2 separate regions of the Mus musculus genome follow, and region 2 is linked to region 1. The links are chromatin contacts, found by Hi-C in ENCODE. All regions are on one chromosome and are shown on one strand. Each heading gives the region's core, a stretch centred on a gene start or an enhancer-like site at or near the end of the contact. The rest is flanking DNA. Distances are from core to core; before and after follow the strand shown.

The links. A loop is a pair of places that touch in the nucleus more often than their neighbours do.
Region 2: a loop to region 1 is called in a map of T-helper 17 cell, with 2.8 times the contacts of the local background. The contact joins the promoter of Nbn here to the promoter of Tmem64 in region 1. A Hi-C loop is called at or near these places in 3 of 37 maps with a recorded cell type or tissue (T-helper 17 cell and regulatory T cell).

The regions. Positions count from the first base shown.
Region 1 is chr4:15,264,561-15,268,127 of GRCm38, forward strand. Tmem64 (transmembrane protein 64) reads left to right here and starts at 1,260. Exons shown (of 3, transcript NM_181401.3): 1 at 1,260-2,189. The coding sequence starts at 1,392. Gm51436 (a long non-coding RNA gene) reads left to right here and starts at 2,197. Exons shown (of 2, transcript XR_003955370.1): 1 at 2,197-3,567.
Region 2 is chr4:15,956,207-15,959,509 of GRCm38, forward strand. Nbn (nibrin) reads left to right here and starts at 1,761. Exons shown (of 16, transcript NM_013752.3): 1 at 1,761-1,904. The coding sequence starts at 1,868.

The DNA.
Region 1 (3,567 bases), core at 10-2,509:
ACTCTCACATGTCCGTGGTTTTTCTTCTCACTCATTTATATACTTCCATCAAGAAGTAACTGGGATTCTTACTCTTCACTCTGTGGAACACCAATAATTGACAATGGCAAAGAGAGAAAGGATTTTGGAAGGTTCCTAAAGCATCTAAAAGCTAGTCACAAGTCACTTGGCAGAATATATCGTGGAGACTGACCCAAACACGAGGCCTGGACATAGAAGTCAGCCTACTATGACCGAGTAGAGAATACAGGGAATATTTAGTACACCTACTACTATTCAGTCATCCATAACCATGGTCTTAACGGTTGCCTGTGTATCAATGTCAAAATTTCTAGGAGTGATAATTCATGTCAACGCCATATTCCTATTTTCAAACATCCACTGGAATGCCACTTTTGGGTGGATATCATGGACATCTCAACTCTGATGCATCAACTTCATTTGTACATAGTTGTAATATTTTCCTTAAGTCAATGGCTTTCTTCTATCTACTATCTCAGATAAGAACTCTAGCTAACATCTTTGATTCCTTACCTTGCTCTCCTAGCACTGGGTCAGTCATAAGTCTATACATAGCTCGTGAAAGGGCTGGTAACAGCAACCCTTTTTATAAAGGTCTTTTGAGGAATCTTTTCCACTCTACGCAGCACAGTGCTTGGCATTCAGGAAAGGACTAGGGTCTAGAAGGCACATTCTCTGAAGAGTGGCTCTTCACAACCAATTCCCTGGGCTCCTAAACAACCGAGTTATCTAGAAGCCACTGGGAGACTTTGCTCTCTGGGATGGTACAATTATCCTCCTACGAACAGATAAGAACTCCTCCCCTAAAGTCGCCAGACAGCTTTTGGGGGAGAGCGACACCCCACTGCTGGTTTGCAGGAAAGGTCAATCAGAAGCCAAAGAGAGGCACTTGGCAAGAGTCCCAGCAGCTGCGGCCAAGGGTCTTTGACACGCAGGCACGCGCGCGCCCGTGGAAGCTGAGAGCGCGCAGCCCCGGGTCCCCTTTCCGCTTCCCGTGGCCTCCCTCCGCCTCACTCTTCTGCCCCGGGCAGCCGAGGCCTCCGTTGCCTGAGAGACGCGGGTACCTCGCCACTCATCCGCAGCACCAGCCGGGCGTCACGGGGGCGTGACCGACCACCCAGCTATGTCTCCGCCCCCTCTGCGCGTGCCCCGCCCCTCGGGCCCAAGGGGGCGGGCTCTGCGGGCGCGGGGTCCAGACTCGACCGACTCCCGGCGGGACCGCGTCTCGACCGCCGCTGCCGCCCTTCTCCGGCCGTTCCCTCCCCGCGAGAGGACGCAGGGAGCCGAGGCCTGGCGTGCGGGGTGCCATGGAAGGCCGCAGGCGGGGGGACGCGGCGGGAGTGGAGACACTGGCCGGCTGAGGCCGAGGCATGCGGAACCCCGGTGGGAGCCTGCCCCACACGCTGCCCCGGGCCTTGCAGCACGCCGGTCGGACGGGAGTCGTGGAGCAGCCGGGCCGCTGGGCACCGGAGCGGACAGCGGGAGGGGACCGCTCGGAGGACCGCCTTCCCCGCGGGGGCGGGGCCAGCGCGGCGGCGGCTGCTGCTGCGGCGGCGGCCTCGGGCGCCCTGCTCGGCGCCTATCTGGAGCGCCACGGTCTGCCCGCGGCCTCGGACTTGCCGGCGCCGGCCGGGGCGTTGGCAGGCGGCCCCGGGAGCGGCGGCGGCGTGGTGGTCGGGGTGGCCGAGGTGAGAAACTGGCGCTGCTGCTGCCTCGGCAGCACCTGTTGGTGCCGGAGCCTCGTGCTGGTGTGCGTGCTGGCCGCCCTGTGCTTCGCTTCCCTGGCCCTGGTCCGCCGCTACCTGCAGCACCTCCTGCTCTGGGTGGAGAGCCTCGACTCGCTGCTCGGTGTCCTGCTCTTCGTCGTGGGCTTCATCGTGGTCTCCTTCCCCTGCGGTTGGGGCTACATCGTGCTTAATGTGGCGGCCGGCTACCTGTACGGCTTCGTGCTAGGCATGGGGCTCATGGTGGTGGGCGTCCTCATTGGCACCTTTATCGCTCATGTGGTCTGCAAGCGGCTACTCACCGCCTGGGTGGCTGCCAGGATCCAGAACAGCGACAAGCTGAGCGCCGTTATCCGCGTCGTGGAGGGAGGAAGCGGCCTGAAGGTGGTGGCGCTGGCCCGGCTGACTCCCATACCTTTTGGGCTTCAGAATGCAGTGTTTTCGGTAAGTGGGGTCCCCCTGGCCCCTCCTTCTCGTGCTCTCTCCAAATTTGTCTTTTAGAGGCCTTGTGACCACCCTAGGAGGCGCTCTGTATGACAGAAGAGTCATTGACATTTTTATGGCACCCTGAAAAAAATTACACTACAAATTCATATAACACAGCCCCTTGGAAGACCTGATAAAGAACTATCCCCCCCCCCCCCCCCCGTGCGTGTGTTTGTGTATGAGTTTGATAAAAAAAAAGTACTTTGGTAGCTCTTGAGCCATAAAGCTTTGTGACTTGACTTCCCCAGCTTTCTCTCTGCCCTGCATAAATGCAGCAGGGTTCAGATTCAGGTTTCTGGTTATATTGGAGCATGGATCGCTTTTGTTTTTAACAGTGGAGGAGGAGACAGCAGTAGACCCCAAGTTCTTGGAGTTTCCTAAATTTGTAGTAAGCTTCTTAAAAGTAGTTTGCTGTCTTGGAAAAGCTGAGAATCCTGTTTATCTTTGTTTAGAACTCTATTTGAAGTCACCTGGGTGGTTCATAAAAACAAAATGAGCACCGGCTCTTCTTACACACATTATCTAAAGACTCTTGCACTTATGGTCAGAGGTTTAGTTTATTCTGTGTAGGCTTCTATAGCGAGGATGCACCTGAGTTAAAGGTATAAATCATTGCTGGTGAGGTGGCAACCACTTGATGGGAACTTTATGGCCTTAGGACAAATTATGAAACCTAATCCGACTATGTTTTGTTTTCTAGCCCAGGCTATCCTAGAACTCACTGAGTAGCTCAGGCTGACCCTAGACTGGCAGTGATTCTCCTGCCTCAACCTCCCTTAGTGCTGTATTACAAACATGAATCCCCATGCCCAGCTTTGACTTTCCAGAAAAAAGACTGAATGGGTTTCCCACATTCAGTGATTGCACATTAGAGTTCATACCTGAGATTCCCAGGTATGCACCCGTCAACTGAAAGGAAACTGCATGTATTGAGAGATAGCAGTAAGTTTGGCCTCAGCCTTTCTCAGCTTTTATTGTTTCATGTTGTGAAATATGAACATAAACTTTGATCAGCCTTATAATAGATCAGCTGTACCAAGGCTTGGAAATATGATGGAGGATTAGGAGCATGTATAGTTTTAATTCTGGTGGTGTGATCTGTCTCTGGCACAACCTGCATCTTTTCTTGTCTACATAGTATGTGACAACTGCTATTCTAGGCTCTCTCCAGGTATCTTCCATTCTTCAGCTGGTACACATGACTTCCAATAGTTGTTGCCTACAACAGATGAGAAGACTATGCTGGTAGTCTGCTGTCCTGTCTTAGGCGTCTGCTGACCTTGGCTAAGGTGTCTTGTTCTTTCTGCACCTTAATTTGTTTGCAAAGTGAGGAAAG
Region 2 (3,303 bases), core at 511-3,010, 690 kb after region 1:
GTTCCTGAAGTACTGGTTAATTCTGTGTTAGCTTTATAAAAGCCAATATGCAGTACCTTGTGGACATTTTTGATTTGGATTAAATCAAGGCTCATATCTTCTGGGGTGAGGAAAGTGGTTGAAATGAGTCTTCAGTGCCTCACAGCATTGCAGTATAGGCACAATTAAGAATAAGAAGCTTAGCAACTGAGCTGGGCCTGGTGGCACACACCTTTAATCCTAGTGCTTGGGAGGCAGAGGCAGGCACATCTCTATTAGTTCAAGGTCAGCCTGGTCTACATAGAGTTCCAGGCAAACCATGGCTACATAATGAGACTCTCCCAACAAAACAAAACAACAGCAAGCTTAATTTTCAAGCTCAGCTCTCTATGTTGCATATAAAGGAAGAGGTCCCTTAGCGTAAATGGTTGATTGTCCACTAAGTGTTAGATTCTATGTGTTTCCAGATTCTAGCAAACACAGACCAAAAATACTATTTTAAAAGTATTTCTGCAGAACATGTATAGATTATTTTTCTTTAAACAATAGAACCAGACAACTGTTTAAATATCACTTACATTTTCCTATATATCACATGTAATCTAACAGTTAATTACAACTATGTGGGAAGATTTCTGTGCTGACAATCAAAACAATGATGCATTCATGCTCTGTAAGAGCTCATCTACTCTGCTTGTAGCTGTTTCAGCTCCATACTTTAGCTTCCCAGATCCTTTGATGTCTCTTGCTGTGTTTCTGTAACTCTATTGCAGTCATTCTTTTTTTTTTTTTTGGATAGGATTTCTCTGTGTAGACCAGGGTGGCCTTGAACTCAGAGACTCACCTGCCTCTGCCTTCCGAATGCTGGGATTAAAGGTGTGCATCACCACACCCAGAAGTTGAAGTCATTCTTTAATGGACACACACCCTTAATGTATGATTTATTAATATTACAACTGGATTAAAAAACCCATTTGTCAGTGCTGGAGAAATGGCTCAGTGGTGAAGAGCATTAACTGCTCTTCTAAAGGTCCTGAGTTCAATTCCCAGCAACCACATGGCGGCTCACAACCATCTGTAATGGGATTCGATGCCCTCTTCTGGTGTGGCTGAAGACAGCTACAGTGTACTCATATACATAAAATAAATACATAATTAAAAGTGGGGGGAGATGGATGGCTCAGCGGTTAAGAGCACTGACAGCTCTTCCAGAGGTCATGAGTTCAAATCCCAGCAACCACATGGTGGCTCATAACCATCTGTTATGTCCTCTTCTTAAGTGTCTGAAGACAGCTACAGTGTACTTACATATAATAAATAAATAAATCTTTAAAAAAAAACTGTTTGCCAGTGGTCAACTATTAAGGGAAATTGGGACTACTTGGCAAAAAGCTTGTGGACTTATTGTTATTCAGTAAATCCTGACATTGTATAAAGATGTAAACATGGTTCTGGTATAATACACTCAGGATACAGTGGAAAAGATTAAACATATTTTGACATGAAATCTTCATCTTGACTGATACTACACATGATGTAACTTTTGAAAATACAGAAAATAATACACTCAACAGCACTTTGATACATCTAGTTTAAAATCCACATTACTTCCGAGCTTTTTAAACATCACAGTTCATTGATTAAAGCGTCCAGTTCGGTCCATCACATTCCTGCCAGGACGCTTTCCGCGCTGCACTGCTGCATCTTCAGCACTAGGTGGCGCCCCCGTCAGCGGCGCGCTCTGGCCGGTTCCCGCCTTTCCGAAGAACTTGTCAGAGTCCTGGGAACGCGCACGTCCCGGAGCCCGCGCCGGTGCAGCCCGGTGACCGCGCAGGCTGGGCAGCTGCGGTTGGCGTCGCACGTCGCGGGGTTCTGAGACGCCGGCCCCATGTGGAAGCTGCTCCCGGCCGCCGGTGCGGCTCCAGGTAGGCGCGTTAAGGAGGCGGCGGGGAGTTCTTTCCCGGGAGCGGCCGCGGGGCGGTGGGGGCTGGGAAGCAGTAGAGCGCGCCTGCGCTTCCGGTCCGTCCTTCTCGCCTTCCGGCGGACGCCTAGGCGGCCGGGGCTGACTGGACACGGAAGCTGGGTGGTGGGAACCGGGATGGCAGCCCACCGTACTTCGGGCGTTGGGGTGTGCGTGCCCAGGTTAGACCGGCTCCAGCTAGGCTGCGAACCGAGGGGAAGAACCACGCGGAGTTGCCCAGGCGCCCAGCCAAGGCTGGGGACGCACGCAGACCGGAGCGTAGTTAGGAGAAATCACGCGACACCACGGGGCCGCTTTAAAGTTTTCAGAATTTCCCCTCGGGGAAGAGTCCTCCGCCCACACATTTTTTTACGCAGTGAAAGTTATCACGTGTTAAGTGGTTGTCTCCTTATTTAGTCACTGGTGATGGGAGATTATGCACTTGCCTGCGACTCTATCTTGTTTGCGGGGAACTTTAAGAAGATGCAGTTTACTAACAGTATAAGGGGAAGGATAAAGTCTGAAAGATTATCTATGTGGGTTGGGGCACTGCAAGGATAGAACGCAACTTAGAGGACTCTGAATAATTAGCCTTGAGCCTAGCTAAGTCTATGAGTGTCTGTAAAATAGAAATTTTCTAGAGGTGGTGGCGCAGGCATCCCAGCACTTGGGAGGTGGAGGAAGGAGGATCCGGAGTTAAAAGTTATCAACTACCTAAGTTTGAAGCCTGCGAGCTACATGAGCGCCTCTCATGTGCTTTTAGGCTGTAGTTCAGTACTCACCTGGGTAGCACTTTATTAACATGATAGCAGAATAAAATATGCTTCTAGAACCAATATCAGAGATGCATTTCGGAATCAGACGCTAAGGGATTAGTTTTCAAGTAAGGTGGTTACAGTAGAAACTCACAGAATATTTATGTATCTACCTTGAAACCGTTCAAGTTCCTCTCTGCTAAACTGAGTGTGATAGTTCCTGCCTGTAATCCCAGCTCCTGAGAAGCCGAGGCTGGTGGACGTTGAGTTTGAGGACAGCTTAGTTAGGCAGCGTAGTGAGACTTCCTCTCAAAAATGAAATAAAGCAAACAGAAATCTCATTGACAGTACTTAACTCAAACGGTTCAGAAGGATGCCAGGGATCTGCTGGACTCTTCCTGTTTGTCTAATTGTGATAATTACTCTTCCAAGTGTAATAGAAGCCCATGTCTCCAAATTCCGCAGGTCACCCACATGTCTGCTATTACTCCACCAGTTGCTGATTTACAACTTTATTTTAGCGTTTTATTGATTCTTTGGGAGTTTCATACCATGCACTTCAACAGCTCATCTCCTCATCCCTCCATATCCACCCTCCACCCTCTGCCC